Linked DNA regions of Homo sapiens: regions 2, 3, 4 and 5 are each linked to region 1. A link is a contact called in ENCODE Hi-C or POLR2A ChIA-PET data. All regions are on one chromosome and are shown on one strand. The core of a region is the stretch at or near the end of the contact, and the rest is flanking DNA. Distances in the headings are between cores, read along the strand shown.

Region 1 (3,368 bases), core at 474-2,973:
AGAGGCGGCTCAAAACCTGGAAAACGGGGGGGATATCTTTTTCCGAGAATAATTTTTTAAGGGAGCAGAGATTTCATGCTCAACAAAACCAAAACTGGCTGCCAAAAAAGGAAACCACCTTTATTTCGGCTCCCTCCCCCCTTCCTCTCTCCGCCTCTCTCCACTCCGCCTCCCCCTCCAAGATGTTAAGAAATGTGGCAGCCGTACAGGAGTTTAGGCTGCAAATAGGGGCAGGGGCGCAGGAGGAAGAAGTTCAGGGCAGGGGGCACGGGGCAGGACAGTGCCGCGGCCGCCCTTGAGGTGGTCCGCCGTGGACGGCTTTCCAGTGCTCCGGAAAAGGCACACCAGGGAGGGCGTGTGTATACACACACACACACGCACACACACACACCTCCACCCCCTGCGGACCTCAGACAGCCCTTTCCTCCCAGGACCAGAGGGAGGGTTTGAATTTTTCAATCCCCATTTGTCTGCTGCTTTTCCTGGAGAGGTGTGAGTGAGTGTGTGTGTGTGTGTGAGAGAGAGAGGAAGAGAGTGTGTGTGTTTGTGTGTGGCGGGGGCGATCCCAAAGAGTTAGAGGAGGGAAGAGAAAGTGGGAGGAGAGAGTCTGAAATGCACCTTGGAAATCTGCTCCAGAGCGAAGGCGGCGTCGCAGTAGCTGGGCCGGTGCAGATAGTCCCGGTCCGGCGCGGCAGCACGGCGCAGCCCCCCCGTCCGTCTGCGCCTCCCGCCTCCAGCCGGCCGTCCCGGGGCACCGATACAGCCGCTGCCGCCGCCGCCGCGGTCCTGGGGCTCGGCGGCGTTACCAGCCGAGGCCATGTTGCCGCCGCCGCCGCCGCCGCCGCGGGGACGGAGGCTTCCCGGGCGGCCCGGCGCGCTGCTGCCGCTGCTGCGGGCTCCTGGCGCGCCTGGGCGCTCGGCTTGCGAGGACGCTGCTGGCCGCAGGCTGCTCGGGCTCGGGCTCCGGTTGACAGACCAGCCGCTGCTGCTGCTCACACGGCGGGCGCTGCTGCCGCTGCGGCCGCGGCCGCTGCCGGGGAGTCAGACCCTGCGCCTTCCATTGCCACATTGCGCGGGGGTCCCGAGGTCTCTGCGGCCGCCGCTGCCCACATCCAGTTCGCGGAAGAGCGAGAGCCGGCGCGCCGAGCGAGCCTGTCCTTCGGGCGCTTCCGCGGCACTCCTTGCGGTCCCCAACTCCCCCTACCCGCCCCCCGCCCCGCGCCGCGACCCCTTCACTGCAGAAAGAGCCAGCGAATCCCCGCTGCTCCCGCCGGCCGCGCTGGCTCTCTCGGCGCCTCCCGGGTCGCCCGAGCGGCCGCGGAGGGCAAGCGCAGAGCCGCCGCCGCCGCGGGGTCCGAGGGTGCCCGGCGGGTCTCAGCGCTGCCGGGCCCGGGCAGCCGCAGCTGCCGCTGCTCCCGCGGTGGCTGCTGCTGGCGGTGGCGGCTCCAGGAGCTGCTGCTCGGGCTGCTCGGGCTCTGGCTGCTGGGTTCGCGGTGGCTGCTCGGTCCCGGACTCTGCTTTCTTGTGCTCCTCGGCAACCCGCTGGACCATTCTGTCCCCGTGCAGCGCGCCTCTCTCGCTCCCGGGACCTGGGGACTCCGCTCTGTGTGTGTGCAGCGGGCAGCGGCCGCAGCAGCTCCTTGATTCAATAGATGAGATGGAAGAAGAAAAAAAAGAACTCTCTCCATTTGGAGAAAGAAGAGGAGGAGGGGAGGGGAGGGGGTGGAGGGGGAGAGAGCGAGCGAAAGAGAAAAAGGCTGGAGCTCCCGCCCCCGGGGCTGTCAGATGGCTTGGGTTTCTGCGACGCGATTGGCTCGCGGAGGGCAGAAATTACTCAGCAAACATGACTATTATTAGCTGCTTAGCAACAGCTCACCAAAGTAGAGAGACCACCCAGGTAGGCAACCCAGTGTGTGCATCCTCGGCTTCGGGGCAGCCTCTGAGAGCGCCAACCTTCTCGCATGCAATACTTCCATTAAGGAATGCTCCCCCTCCTTTCTCTCTTATTCCTTTTCTTTTCAACAGTGTCTTCTTTTTGTGGGATGCCTTTGCGCGCACACACGCGCGCGCACGCACACACACGAACATTTGCCTCGCGGTAGACACGGGGGGAAATGTAATATTTTTTTAAGCGCTTAAACAATTTCTGAAATTCCTCAAAGAAAAGCCTTTCAGAGGCACCTTGGCCTCAAGCTGCAGCAAATACTGGGAGGTCCGGCTCGCATTCCCAGGCCTGCACCAATAATGACAGCGTGCTGGATAGTGCGCCAGTGTGTGCCAGATTTTTTTTTCCTCTTCTCTTTTCTTTTATAACTAAAGGGAAGACTTAGGCTCTTGCAGGGAACAACGCCTCGCATTAAGATAAACAGAATGGAAAGTTAAAGAGGAAAGCAAGGACGTTGGGAAAAGCCATCTTTCTTAAAATCCGTCTGCCCCCCAGCCGCTTTCTCCCCCCAACTTAAAAAAAAAAAAAACACAGTCTTGGTTTGAAGGAGTCAGTGTTCTATAAACGTGGAATCCAGACACCGAAGCAGTCTTGTAGAGGCAGAGGCGTTTTTATTTGAATCTCGAATGTGACATAAGTAAAAGAGAAACAACAGAATCTTTTTTTACAACTTAGAGAAACGGAATTGTTTCCTTGAGAGAGTAAAGTTTTCCTGATTATTTTGGGTTCATTTGTACACCCCTTTTTATTAACCAGATGTTTATATAGTCAGTATTTTTTTTTACAAAACTCGGTATGCATGTTATATTTAATAATAGTATGACGTAGGAGATTATAAATGCCCCGATGCTGGATTCATTGAAAACAAACTGTGCGCGGATCGCGAGGATTCGTCCCGACACCGCGTCCAGTGTCACCAAGGCATCCCGGGGATTCGCTTCCCGCGGAGGGGGAAAACACGCGACCCTTTGAGGTGGATTCTGGAGCCAGACACGTCTACACAACTAGGCTTTTTATTTAAAAAAATTTTTGTTTTCGGAAAGTGGAATGTGTTTTTCTTACGTTTCCAAGTTATTACGTTCCTCCCTGCGGTAGGAACCCGACCCGCAAACCCTTGATTTGCTTCACTTTATTTTTTTTTTTAAACGGGGTTGAACTGCAGAGGGACTGGCAGTAGCGAGAAGTCTAGTGAAGTCGTGAAATGGGGCGGTGTGGCTTTAAGATGCGCACGGTGTATGTTCATTGAAAAAAAAAGAAGAAAGAAAGGAAAGGAAAGAAAGAAACCCAGATGGAGGGAAAGGGGGAGGAGCAGGGAGAAGGCGGAGCTCCGGTGGCCACGTGACCCCGCGCCAGGAGGCCCGGTGCGCGCGCGCGCCCGGCTCCCGGACTCCCCGCGCCCGCGCGGCCGGGGCAGAGTAGGTAG
Region 2 (3,412 bases), core at 712-3,211, 1.1 Mb after region 1:
CAGGAAGAAAAACACCGCATGATCTCATTTACCTATGGAAACGAAAAAAGTAGAGTGTAATGATGGTTACCAGAGACTGGTTACTCAGGGATAAGGAAAAGGGAGGTGATCAAAGGGTACAAAGTTTCAGTTAAACAAGAGGAATAACTTTTAGAGATCTGCTGCACACCATGGTGACTATAGTTAACAATGTATACTTCAAAATTGCTAAAAGACTAGTTTTTACACGCTGTCATCACAAAAAACTAAAATCACTATCTGACATGATGGATGTATTATCTCGATTTAATCATTCCACAACGTAAATGCCTATGAAAATATTACACTGTATCCCATAAACACATACAATTATATATGTCAATTTTTAAAAAGAGAATAAAAGGATACGCAGAGGAACAGTCAAAACATTGTTTTCAAAATGATATAGTAAATAATTCTCTATATTCTCCCCAAAGACATTCTTTTTTAAAAACTCTGTAGCACAGTTTTTTTTTTTTCTTTTTTAGACGGAGTCTTACTCTGTCGCCCAGGCTGGAGTGCAGTGGTGCAATTTCGGCTCACTGCAACCTCCGCCTCCCGGGTTCACGCCATTCTCCTGCCTCAGCCTCCCGAGTAGCTGGGCCTACAGGCGCCCGCCACCAAGCCCGGGTAATTTTTGGTATTTTTAGTAGAGTCAGGGTTTCACCGTGTTAACCAGGATGGTCTCGATCTCCTGACCTCGTGATCCGCCCTCCTCGGCCTCCCAAAGTGCTGGGATTACAGGCGTGAGCCACCGTGCCCGGCCGCACAGTTATTTAATCAATGTTATTTTTTCACATCCTGATTGACAAGGTCTGCTGAAAGAACATCTGTTTTATAAAGGCTGCTCAATGCCTTTCCTCAAAAAGCTCACTTGGGCACAAACCTATCTGTGCCTCAAGAAAAACAACTATGTGGTTTGTCCTAGGGACATGGAACTTGCAGCCTATTAACATAAACATTTGCACCTTTACGATATATTAGTATTTTCCCATAATGAGCAGCTATTTGGAGTGTAACAAAAAATAAAGGGAAGAAAATAACCATTTCCAGCATTTGTTTTAGGGCATTATCAGTCAACATTTGAGAACAGGCACTAGGTTACCAGGCAACACCACAATTGTTAGTACGTTTACCACCAGGCAGCACCCAATGAGTTAGGGCAGAAATAGATCTCTGACGTCTCACTCCTTTTGGAGGGGCGAGGGTGGAGAGAGCTGCGGGGAGGGGCAATCCAGGCTGCAAGTTCCGCGCTGGAGCCGCGTCCTCCCCCGCCCCGCTCGCAAGGTCTGCAGAAGCGGGCACTGGGCCGCCCACGCTGGGAAACTCACTTGTAAGAAACTCCTGGGGATTTTGGCCAGATCCTCTACGTATTCCTTGCAGATGTAACACAGGAAATGCTGAAAGCCAAAACGGCAGAAAGGGCAAGTTAGTAAAGCAGCACCCTCGGGCCCCGAAGGATCCCTGTACTTCGCCGTGCGTGACGCGAGCAAAGGCGACGCCCGCGGGGCCGGGACCGGCGGCTCGGGCGCCCGGCGCGTGGGAAGCGGGCCTCGCCCTCGCCCTCTCCCTGCCCCGCCCTAGTTGGGAAGCGGCCGCGACTGGGCAGGCTGCCTTCCCGTTTCCGTCCTAAGAAGCAGGAGGCGCGGCTCGCATCCCGGCAGCCTGCCCGGGACCCTGGGCCGCGCTTCCCTTCCAGCCCCGCCGCCCGCTCACCCGCACGAACACCACCACGGCGCGGCGCTCCCGGAACAGCGCGCCGAACGGTACCCGCTGCCCGCGGGCGTCCAGCACCGGCAGCTCGGCCACGGCGGCCGCCAGGGGCTGCCCGCTGTCGGGGCCGCTCGGGGCCGGGACCAGGGCGGCGGCGCCGCTAACCTGCCGCGTGACCGGGGCCGGCGCGGCCATGACGCGGGGCGGCCGAGGGCCTGGGTCCGCTCTGTCAGCGCGGACCGGGGCGGGGCGCGCAGAGGTTGGGCGCGGGGGGCGGGGCGGGGCGTGCAGAGGTGGGGCCTGGCAAGTCACGGTTTCCGCGGCGCGGCGCGGGCCTGGGAGCTGTCGGAGTGAACCCCACGGGCGGTTCTGACTCAGCTCTCAGGGTAGGGGACAGAGAGAGAAAGTAAGGTCCGTCCACGGCGAGCAAGCATTATTGAGGAAGAAAGCCGCCCGCGCCCTCCATGGCCACCTGAGCGGATGTTCTCACCTATTCGAGAACTAATGGGTGTATGTGTAAAAGGTGGGCTAGGGCCAGGCCCACGTTTTGTAAACACACAGGCCGGGCCTGTAATCCTAGCGACTTGGGAGGCCGAGGCGGGAAGATCACTTGAGGCCAGGAGTTCGAGACCAGCCTGGGTAGGTAACAGAGGGCAACGCCATCTCCGTTTTTTAAAAAAATAAATAATAAAAATAAAGAAATAAAAGGTGAGCTGGGTGGGATGAGGATGATGAAGTTAGATGACTTAGCAGCTGTTTTGTAGAAATCCCACACTTCCAATTCAGTTTCTCCTGGGGTGGGTAGGCAGGCATAGGGAAATCTGGGGATCTCAGCCTTTGTGAGACCAAACTGGCCCTGGATTTAGAGGTTCATCTTTCTCTGGGGTTTCTCATGGGTGCTAACTGTGTGTCCAAGATTTCCAGAGCAGGACCAGATAACATTCAGGCTCTTTGTCTTCATAAGTTTACTCACTCTTGTGTATGGATTTGGGGTTCAGAAAGTACATCCTTTATCTATGGCCTTTGTTGAGCTGAAGAATATTTCTGGGGCGGAGTGCTAGGCAGGTCTATGTGACTGATGTGACTCTGCCACAAAGTGCAGGAAAGGGGGATGCTGCATCCTCTGGCTTTCACCTGTGTGAAGATTTTATACTTTATTGAGCACACATTAAGTGCTCTGTTTGAGAAGCTCTGCAGCGTGTTTACAAAATTTTAAGCATAGATCTGTTTCTAAGTCAAGATAGTTTCTTTCTGAGACAGGGTGTCGCTCTGTCGCCCAGGCTGGAGCATTGGCACGATCATGGCTCACTGCAGCCTCCACCTCCTGAGCTCAAGCAGTCCTCCTGCCTCAGCCTCCCAAGTAGCTGTGATCACAGGCATGCACCACCATGCCTGGCAAATTTTTTTTTAGATTTGTTTTTGTAGACACAAGGGTCTCCCTATGTTGCCCAGGCTGGTTTTGAACTCCTGGGCTCAAGCAATCCTCTTGCCGTGGTCTCCCAAAGTCCTGGGGTTACAGGCATGAGCCACTGGGCCTGGCCAGGAGCTTTATGAGTTTTTGGAAATAAATGCATGACCAAAGTGCAGGCTGATGAATAGCACTCACAACAGGCAGTTTGCCAGATGTCACCAAATTTATTGTAAGCAGTGTTTTGGTAAGCAGAAATTGATATACAGATAA
Region 3 (3,379 bases), core at 556-3,055, 1.9 Mb before region 1:
TAAGGGTGAGGGAGAGTGTATCTATCAAGGAAGTGGGCACCACTCACCTGAAACCCGCCTTTTGGGCTCTCAACCTTCAGGCTGAGCATTCTATCTACATAATAGTAGACAATGGCTTAAGAGTTACTTCTTTCCCAGAACTTCAGTATGTAAAAAAAAAAAAAAAAAAAAAATTCCAGGCTTTCACCCAGGAGGAAGGGAACCAGTGACAACCGGAATTCAGGTAGGAAGGCCTATTGCAGGCCATCCTGGCCAGTCCAGAGGTGTGGGAGCTGGGGGTCTCCTGCTCTTTCCTCTCCCTCTATGGCCAGCTACTTCTCCCCCCGCCCCCTTCCCCAGTGCCCAGTGCTTTGGGCACTGCCCTGAGTCTGTATCCACGGGGTCACTTGTTGGGGGTGGGTGGCTGACTCTGAGGGTAGATTTTGGCTCAGTAGGAGGAAGGACCTTAATTGAGCCGCCTGCGGTGGAGCAAACGGCCCCTTGGCAGCTGCAGGTGGGCGGTGATGGTGAGGGGCTGAGGGGCTAAGGAGCCTTGTCATGGATGCTGCTAGGAGACTGAGCCAGGTTTCCTGTCCGGAGATTCTGGAATTCCGAGCAGGGGTGGCCCACATTTCCCAGCACGATGCGGATTTTGCTGAGGGAGGATGGGGAGAGAAAGAGGGTGAGGGAGGAAGGGCGGGCAGGGATGTGGCCCCTGCCCAGCGCGGATGCCCCAAGGATGCAGCGCTGGCGAGGCAGGGAAGTCCTCCTCTAGAACGCGTGCAAGTGACCCCTCAGAGCGCACCTCCGCTTCTCCTCCCCACCGTGGGGGCTCAGTTCCCTGGACACGGGGGCCAGGGTTCCCATACTCCTCGCCCCTTAGGTCACGGGCCTGGGGGGCTCAAATGCCAGGGAGCTCTCTCTTGACAGAGCTGACCAGCCCGGCCCCTTAGGTCACGGGCCTGGGGGGCTCAAATGCCAGGGAACAGAGCTGACCAGCCCGTGCCAGCGCACTCCCGGCCCGGGCTTCTGTCCTCTTCCTCTGGGGCTGAGCATCAGGGAAGTCCGCGGGATCCTGCGAGGGAGGCGGCAGTCCCCAGCCGAAAATGAGGGGAAAGAGGAAGTGGTGTCCCAACCAGAAACTCAGTGGGGAACGGAGGGAGGCAGCGCGGCCGAGGAGGAGGAACACCCCCACCGTGGTGGGGGTCAGAAGAAAGTTAGGGCCAAGTATTTGCTTGTCGGCCTTCTAGACTAGGAAGGCTCTCCTGCGGGCTCCACTCCCGCACCCCGCGTCTCTCCTTCTGCCTTGCCCGGGTTCCCCCAACTTATCTTATCCTCGGGGTCCCGCCCACCTTCTCCCCGGGGTCCCACCCCACTTTCAGTCTCAAGGCTCCCCCAGCTCACCTTCGCGCCCGCGGACCCCTGGGTCTACCTTCAGCCTTGGGGGCCCTTCTCGGCCTATCTTCCACCTTCGAGATCCCCCCACCCGCCTTCTCCCCCGGCAGGGTCCCCCCGGCCGTCTTCTCCCCCGGCAGGGTCCCCCAACCCACCTTCTCCCCCGCAGGGTTCCCCAGCCCGCCTTCCCGGCGGCGGGAGCGGCGGCCCAGGCCGGCGGGCGGAGGCGGCGCCACCCGGGGCGCTGACGTAGAGGCCGCTCGGCGGCCGGGGGTCCCTTCGGTGGGGCCGCGGCTCCCCGCCCGCCGCCCCCGCGCGTCCATTCCCTTTTGTGTCCCGCGCGCGGCCCGTCCCCCGCGCACACTAGCGCCCTGAGCCCCGCGGGCCGGCGGGCGGCTCCCGGCGCGGCCCCTCCAGCCAGCGCGCCCGGCATTGTGTGGACGCGCCTGGCCGGGAGCGCGCGCGGGGGCTGTCGTGCGCCCCCGTCCCCGTCCCCTCCCGGCCGCGGCGCCGCCTGCGCCCCGCCGCCCCCGCCGCCCCCGCGCGGCCCGGCCCCCGGCCCGGCCCGGACCGACCCGGGCAGCGCAGCGGCGGGGCCGAGCGGCGGCGCGGCGCGGCAACATGGCGACGGTGCCCGTGTACTGCGTCTGCCGGCTCCCCTACGACGTTACCCGCTTCATGATCGAGTGCGACGCCTGCAAGGACTGGTTCCACGGCAGGTGAGCGCGCGGCGGCTGCTCGGCTCGGCCCGGCCCGGCCCGGCCACCTTGCCCGACCGAGCCCCGCGCCCCCGGCTGCGCGCCCGCAGGCCCGGCTCGGGGACGGGCCGCCGCCGCCGCCGCCGCATTCCGGGCGCCCCGGTCGGGGCTGGGCCGTGCCGGGCCGCGCGCCCTTTTGTGCCCAGGGCGGGGGCGCCAAGCACGGGGCCCGCGCTGGGCGCCCCTGGCCGCCGCGCACAAAGCGAGGCCCGCGGGCCGGGAGGTGGGCTCGGGGCTCGGGGCGCGGGGAAGTTGGGGCTCCAGGCCCGGGCCGGGCCGCCTGTCAGCTGGGTCGCGGCGGCCGCAGAGGCCGGGCATCCGGAGGGAGGCCGAGGCCCGGAGCCCCCGCCGCCTCCCCCCTGCGAAGTTGCAGGAACTTTCCCCGCGCGGGCTCGGGGTTGGCCGGGCCGGGAGAAGCGGGCGCGCAGCCCGGCGCGGGTCCCGGGAGAGGCGCGAGTGGCGGGCTCCGACTCCGGCAGGGCTGGGGAGTCCGTGGGGGCTCCGGCGAGGTGGCAGCCGGCGCGCCCACCCTCCGCCGTGGCCGGCGAGCTCCCTTGGACCTTGTCCCCGAGGGCAGGACCCCTCCCGGACCCCCGCGGAGCAGCTAGACCCGGCAGGCCTGCAGGTCCGCGGGCAGGAGTGCGGTGACAGAATAGTGTCTGTGAGTTGGGTAAGGGGGGTTTGTTGTGGCTTTGCCACCTCCTCCCTGGCCTTCAGTTTTCCCCGTTTCTCTCCTCTCCGTTCCCGGCAGGAACGCCGGTTTTGACATGATCTTATGCTCCCTAAGGAAGATGGGGAGGGGGGAAGGAGGTAACGCTTGGAGACACTGAAAACCCCCGCCCTCTTGGCCCTTGCCGATGGCCATGACCTGGCCCCATGCCTAGGGCAGGTCCCTTCCCACCAAGAAGTAAATGGAGGAGGAGGAAGAGGAGGTGACAGTGTTGCCCAAACTGCTCCAACAGGTTCTCTTGCATCTGACTTTGCCTGTGGGATGTGTTTGGACCCGGGGCTGGCCAGGGCTGTATGCCCTCTGGGGCTCCAGTCCCAAACCACCGGCAGCAAGCAGCCGGGGGAAAGAGAGGGGTGTGTGGTGGTGGGTGGTCCGGGATTCTCCTTCCAGAGAGGAGATCCTCCTGCAGGTTCTAAGACTGGGTCTTCAAGACTGGTCAGTGGTGCTTAAGAGTGGGCTGTGGCCCCAAGTCCAGTCCTGCCAGTTTACATGTGGGGACCTGGGTGGCTGGGATGTG
Region 4 (3,106 bases), core at 436-2,935, 1.3 Mb after region 1:
GTGCATTGCAGGATGTTTAAGAGCATTTCTAAACATGCACTAGACACTAGGACACCCCTTCTCCCTGTTGTGACAATCAGAAACGTCTCCAGGCCGGGCGTGGTGGCTCACGCCTGTAATCCCAGGACTGTGGGAGGCCAAGGCAGGTGGATCACCTGAGGTCAGGAGTTCAAGATAAGCCTGGCCAATATGGTGAAACCCCACCTCTACTAAAAATACAAAAAATTAGCTGGGCATGGCCATGCATGCTTGTAATTCCAGCTGAGATTACAAGCTGGGAGGCTGGGGCAGGAGAATCAGTTGAACCTGGGAGGTGGAGGTTGCAGTGAGCCAAGATCACACCACTGCCCTCCAGCCTGGGCGACAGAGAGAAACTCAGTCCCCTCTCCCCCCACCAAAAAAGTCTCCAACATTTCCAAAGTTCCCTAGGGAGCAAAATCCTCCTGGTGAAGAAGTGACCTAAGGCCTTAAACCTGATTCTCTTGGCATTAATTAGAACCCTGCTATCCATGACTACAGCCTCCAATCACATCAACTACTGAGCACTGGAAATGTGGCTAGGACCACATGTTGAAATAACATTTTGGATACACTGAGAAAACCACAGTATGTTCTTAAAATTAATTTCATGTTTTAGATTTTCATGTAGCTACTAGTTTAACATTTAAAATTACGTATGTGACTCATCTTCACTGCCCTAGAATATCAGACTGACTTCTAAAGACAGAGACAGGAGGGACAGCACAGGAGGTGGCAGGGGCCTCAGTCTAACCCAGAGGCTCTGGAGACATCCCAGAAACCCCACAACAAATACACTTGCCACATAGTAAGATTCTGTCCACACTGACTTCACAATCATTGTCCTGGGGTTTTGGGGACAATCACTCAGTGCTGTGAAGGCTGCAATGCTGGGTTAGGTAGGTAGGCCATTACAAACAGCCTGATTCGGGGAGTAAAGTGTTTATGTATTGACATCCTAGCTCTCTCATCCTTTGTGAGCTTGGCTCTATCTTTTCACTCCTCCTTCTTCATTTTTAATGATATAAATAGGGTGGTTGTGAGAATTAAACGAAATACTACATGAAAAGAACAAAGTGTCTTCCAAATATAACGGGAATCAACATTTACATGCTGCTTAGTAACTAGCGCTTAGCTAAATGCTTTACAGGGGATGGCTTACCTCTGAACGACACAAAGCAGTTTTTACTAATATCCTCATTTTCAAACGCTCAAGTGACAGAGCCAAAATTCACGAGGTCCTTCTAGCTCCTAGGCTCGGCCTCTCACCGCAGACCCACGGGCTGTACGCGCTTTGTGGCAGGTTCATGGTCAATACAATAAACGCGCATTCCCCTCCTGAAGCCAGCACCGCGTTTTCCGACGCCTGGCTGCATTCTGGCGCCCATACCTCGGCCCGCACCGAGCATCTTCCAACTAGGACTCAGCCCCACCTAACGCCCCCGGAGCCCGCCCCCACCGGCCCTTCTCAGGCTGAGGTCCCGGGCCGGCCGAGGCACAGGGAGCGACGGCCTGCTTTGGGGGAGTTCCCGGGACGTCGCGTTCCCGCCCCCTGGACACTAGCACATCCCTCCCTGCAGGTCCGCAATCCGCGTGGAGGCCCGGCGCTCTCACCTGAGCTGCGAACCCTCTGCACCAGCAAACACTAACAGGGAGAAGCCGGAAAGTGGGGTTGACTGCACATGCGCAGACGAAAACGCGCATATCCGTTCCCAGCATGCTGCGCGGTAACCCATAACATGCAAGACTACGTTTCACATGCAGTACGGCGCCAGCTGTCAGTGTTTTTTTGTTTGTTTTTCCCCCAAGATTTATGGCGTAATAACATGGACCGTCCTGATAACTGGAGCCCGGGTTCTGTCAGAGCCCCAGAGGTTGTGGGTTAGACTTGATGACATAACAGCAAATGCAGCGTGTGGTTACAGAAAGCAAGAGCCGCGGAAGACGTTTGAAAACAATTGGGAAAATTTGTATACGGACTGGAAATTAGAATTATTAATTAATTGTGGCAGCATTGGGATTATGTAGGTAATCTTGCTTATTCATAAAGAGATGTCTATGTAAGTATTTAGGATTGTATTATGTTTGTAAGTTTTTGGGTTTTTTGGTTTTTTTTTTTTTTTTTGAGACGGAGTCTTACTCTGTCGCCCAGGCTGGAGTGCAGTGGCGCGATCTCGGCTAACTGCAACCTCCGCCTCCCGGGTTCAAGCGATTCTCCTGCCTCAGCCTCCCAAGTAGCTGGGACTACAGGCGCCCGCCACTACGCCCAGCTAATTTTTGTATTTTTAGTAGAGACGGGGTTTCACCATGTTGGCCAGGCTGGTCTCGAACTCCTCACCTCAAGTGATCCGCCTGCCTTGGCCTCCCAAAGTGCTGGGTATACAGGCGTGAGCTACCACTCCCGGCCCGTTTGTAAGTTCTTTTTAAAAAATAATTAGAAATGGGAAGTATGGCAAAATGTTAAGAATATCTACTTCTAGAATATGGACATGCTTATTGACTATGTGTTGGAAAATTTTATAATATAAAGTTGATAAAGGGAAAATTGGGACTGTAATGTTACAAGTGTGCCTTTTAACTTAGAGCTGCCACAAAAATACATAAACAGCTTTGTGAATAAAGCCGTAAAATGTAACAAATACTAGAAAATGGAAACCATTATTAACATAAAAGAATAATATTTGTGATCCTCAGTTTATCTCTGGGGGGAAAAAAAGAAAAAGCAAGTAAGCTGTTCAGCATTACATAATACCTGAAGTACACACAATCCCAACTAAGAAAACCGTTATCCACAAATTATGCATCTCCTAGAGATGAGCTTGCTTAAATCTTATGTGGTATGCTTCTGAAATCAGGAACCAAATTAGGAACCTCTCAGCACAGTATTTTATGACACTCTTTTTAGTAACACACATACACTCACACACACACGGTTGATACTTTCTAACAGGTTATTTTATATGGCAATGATAAGTTTTGATTAGCAAGAAAAAAGATTAATGGCAACAGTAAACTAGTGCAGTATATATGAATCAAGGTATAAAATTTTACTGTTGACACTGAAAAACACTTTAATAGATACTGGAGG
Region 5 (2,930 bases), core at 341-2,840, 1.0 Mb after region 1:
CATTTGTTAAAAGTGAATAGACAAATACATGAGGCGTAAGCACAGAGATGCAGCTTAGGAGGCATCAGTAAGACCTTGTTTCTCTAGGATAAAGACTCTCTCTGAACGAGCAAATATCACACAAACACACGCAAATACTGTGGTTGAAAATGCTTGAGACTGGTGTGGTTTTCAAAGTCATGGCACAAAGTTCTTTTTTTGCTGAACAATACCTCAACCATTCCCAGGACTTCCCACCACCCCCACTTTCTAAAATCACCATCTGCATGCCAGAGTCCCTGTGAGAACGCTGGACCCTCGATTACTAACATACGTTTCAAAACCTCGGAGGTATTGAACTAGCAGTGATGGAAGAACAAGCAACAGAAGCAACAGGATCCCAGCTGCATTACTTCTCCTTTCAATGTTTCAATGCTGACAAGCCGGGCCTCAAATCATGGAAACCCAATTAGACATGTGCTTCCTATTTCTACTCTTATGCACAGGATTCTGAAGCTTTATTTATATACTTAGAGAGCCTCTGTACAATTTAGAACCCAAACGTTACACAAGTCATTTCACCCTAGAGCTGAGAGTGACAAAGGATATTGAAATTCCAGCAACAAATGTGGCAGCCTGAGTAACCAGGAAATCCTGGAGAGATGTCACAATGTTTCCAGCACTTAAAGACTCTTGTGACTATTTTCATGTCAGCCAGATGATACAGTCTTTCCTACGCCAAGAACTTGATTGATTATTAAAAAAAAAAATCACTCTCTCCAGATTAACAAAGAATGCTCACAAATCAATGCAAGTTGAAGATAGGCTTACACATTCAACTGCTCAATAAAAAAGGTGAGCAGAGGAAAGAACACAGAGAATAAAAAAGTAAATAAAATCACTTTCATAGCTCCTGCACAAAACTGGTTAAGAAAAAAAACTCGTTAAAAAAAACCTCAGATGAACTTATATTTCAATAGTTTTAACTTTTAAAATTACTTTTACATATATATAATGATATATATAATGATCCTCAATTTCGACAAAATGAAACTGGAAGTTCAGAGTAGCAAACACGTATCTACCAAGTCTGCTAATAAAAATAGTGAATTGGCCCTGGGAATTAGTACACATTTGAGTGGTAGGGACATTTTTTAAAGACCAAGAAAAAAATCTTGATTTTTTAAAAAATGAAATCTCCTAAATTTTAACCACAGAGGAAAAAAAACCCACAACTATTTATAATGCTCTGTGAGTTTCATAAAACTGGCAGGCTACAACTTTCCAGACCTTGGCATCAACTGCTCATCCAAGATCACACCGCCTATTATTGATGGAAGAGGGCCTGCTCCTCTGGCCGTATTTATAGACAGGAACCCATCCTATCTAAAACAATGACCGGAACAAGGATGGGACCCAAAATTCCAGAAAGCTTAACGGATCTGCAGTCAAGGATCTTAAGCTATCAGAGAGCCATTTCTCTTCACTTTTTCCCCAAGTTAACAGCACCCAGCAAGCACCACGGGCAGTGGAAACGCCCGTCAGAAGCCCTCGGGTGGCAAGGGAAGTCAAACTGTGATGCACTGTGAGCAGGGCAGACAGCTGCCTCCCACAGGGCCGGCTCCCAAGGAAGCACTGGCTTCCCACTGAGGGCCTGTGCCGTCCCTTTGCTCAGCCCAGTTCGCCTCACACTAGCTGGGGCCTGGCTACTACTGACGGTTGCCTCGTGCTGTTTGCCCTGCCTTTCACAGACACCCAGGAAGGGTGTTATGACCTCATTCTGTCCTCCAGCCTCTGCTGTCCCATCTGGGCAGCTGTTTGCTGAACTGGATTCTTACCCACTGCGTCTAGATCCTCGTTCTCTGTTCCCTTGTCTTAACTTCCCAACTGATCCTTTCCTCCTGCAGGCACTGGCTATTCTGAGTCCAAGATAATTAAATCATTTAAAAAGTGGGACCACAGATTCAAAAGATCATCATTAAATAACAAAGTCCCTGAGCTCTTATCATAACTGTAGAGGCAATCTCAAATTTAATGCAGTTTAGAATTCTTCTCACAGATTGCTGAGTTAATATATTCTTAAATTTAATTAGTATCATCATTTTCAACATAAATGCTTACAAGGTAAGCCATTCTTACAGCTATAAAAACTGCTTAAACATAAAAAATAATAATATACAGTGATAAATTTTGAACAGGGAACCTACATGTTACAATTAGCTCTACCAAAGTAATCTATTAAACATTAGAGGAAAGCAAATTTGCAAGCTACGTGCCAAAAGTTTGCTTGTGTCATTTATTTTTTACACAAAATGCTTGGCATTTATTTTATACACAGAAAGATGTTAGAAATGGTGGTTAATTTCCCAGGCTAGCCCTCAAAAGTACATTTAACCCATAGAAGAGATGAATACCATGTATCTTCAGAAAATCTAACTGCTGTGGCAGGAAGATGTAACCAAAGTTGAAAGACAAATACCATTATGTTCTCACTCATATGCAGGAGCTAAGTAAGTTGATCTTATGGAGGCCAAGAGTAGAATAAGGGTTATCAGAGGCTGGGAAGGGCGTGTGTGGTCAGGGGGAGTGAAGAGAGGTTGGTTCTTTGGTACAAATGTACAGTTAGAATGAACAAGTTCTAGTGTTAGATAGCACAGTAGTGTGACTATAGTTTACAATAACTTACTGTGTATTTCAAAATAGAAAGGAAGATTTAAAATGCTCTCAACACAAAGAAATGACAAATGTTTGAGGCGATGGATACTGCAACTGCCCTAATTTGGCTGTCACACATTATATACATGTATAAAACTATCACATGTAACCCATAAATATGTACAATTATGTACCAATAAAAAATTTTAAAATTGTACTGTAAACATAAAACATATACGTACACAACATACATCTGTGCATATACACACACGTGCACGTCTTGTTTCTAGAAATAT

The links. Hi-C counts contacts between places; a loop is a spot of excess contacts on that map. ChIA-PET counts read pairs that join two places held with the same protein, here RNA polymerase II (POLR2A). Pooled maps may share reads with other maps.
Region 2: a loop to region 1 is called in a map of CD8-positive, alpha-beta T cell, with 3 times the contacts of the local background. The contact joins the promoter of PRXL2C here to the promoter of PTCH1 in region 1. A Hi-C loop is called at or near these places in 1 of 168 maps with a recorded cell type or tissue (CD8-positive, alpha-beta T cell), 5 of 37 single-sample maps with no recorded cell type and 16 of 50 pooled maps. POLR2A ChIA-PET finds 5 or more read pairs at or near these places in 1 of 52 experiments (MCF 10A).
Region 3: a map of ascending aorta shows a loop between it and region 1 (3-fold over the local background). The contact joins the promoter of PHF2 here to the promoter of PTCH1 in region 1. A Hi-C loop is called at or near these places in 2 of 168 maps with a recorded cell type or tissue (ascending aorta and naive thymus-derived CD4-positive, alpha-beta T cell), 1 of 37 single-sample maps with no recorded cell type and 10 of 50 pooled maps. POLR2A ChIA-PET finds 5 or more read pairs at or near these places in 1 of 52 experiments (PC-9).
Region 4: a map of CD8-positive, alpha-beta T cell shows a loop between it and region 1 (5-fold over the local background). The contact joins the promoter of ZNF510 here to the promoter of PTCH1 in region 1. A Hi-C loop is called at or near these places in 1 of 168 maps with a recorded cell type or tissue (CD8-positive, alpha-beta T cell), 1 of 37 single-sample maps with no recorded cell type and 10 of 50 pooled maps.
Region 5: a map of ascending aorta shows a loop between it and region 1 (4-fold over the local background). The contact joins the enhancer-like site here to the promoter of PTCH1 in region 1. A Hi-C loop is called at or near these places in 1 of 168 maps with a recorded cell type or tissue (ascending aorta), 1 of 37 single-sample maps with no recorded cell type and 9 of 50 pooled maps. POLR2A ChIA-PET finds 5 or more read pairs at or near these places in 2 of 52 experiments (activated T-cell and activated naive CD4-positive, alpha-beta T cell).

The regions. Positions count from the first base shown.
Region 1 is chr9:95,507,543-95,510,910 of GRCh38, forward strand. PTCH1 (patched 1) reads right to left here and starts at 1,724. Exons shown (of 24, transcript NM_000264.5): 1 at 619-1,724. The coding sequence starts at 819. RefSeq lists enhancers at 1-38, 1,624-2,173, 3,127-3,368 and silencers at 660-979, 3,254-3,368.
Region 2 is chr9:96,653,356-96,656,767 of GRCh38, forward strand. It overlaps PRXL2C (peroxiredoxin like 2C), which reads right to left and starts at 1,962. Exons shown (of 6, transcript NM_153698.2): 1 at 1,735-1,962; 2 at 1,350-1,418. The coding sequence starts at 1,926. RefSeq lists silencers at 1,501-1,570, 1,711-1,920, 1,961-2,050.
Region 3 is chr9:93,574,779-93,578,157 of GRCh38, forward strand. It overlaps PHF2 (PHD finger protein 2), which reads left to right and starts at 1,806. Exons shown (of 22, transcript NM_005392.4): 1 at 1,806-2,093. The coding sequence starts at 1,996. RefSeq lists enhancers at 113-708, 709-1,303, 985-1,264 and silencers at 1,365-1,424, 1,535-1,834, 2,425-2,584.
Region 4 is chr9:96,776,402-96,779,507 of GRCh38, forward strand. ZNF510 (zinc finger protein 510) reads right to left here and starts at 1,686. Exons shown (of 6, transcript NM_014930.3): 1 at 1,633-1,686. RefSeq lists a silencer at 1,447-1,546.
Region 5 is chr9:96,555,606-96,558,535 of GRCh38, forward strand. All of the region lies in intron 4 of CDC14B (cell division cycle 14B), which reads right to left. Among named protein-coding and RNA genes, the nearest start is that of CDC14B, 63 kb to the right of the region's middle. Within about 2 kb of position 1,591, at least 9 of the 41 ENCODE cell types and tissues checked have a DNase peak (open chromatin) inside an H3K27ac peak, as active enhancers do; they include ascending aorta, where a contact is called at or near this core.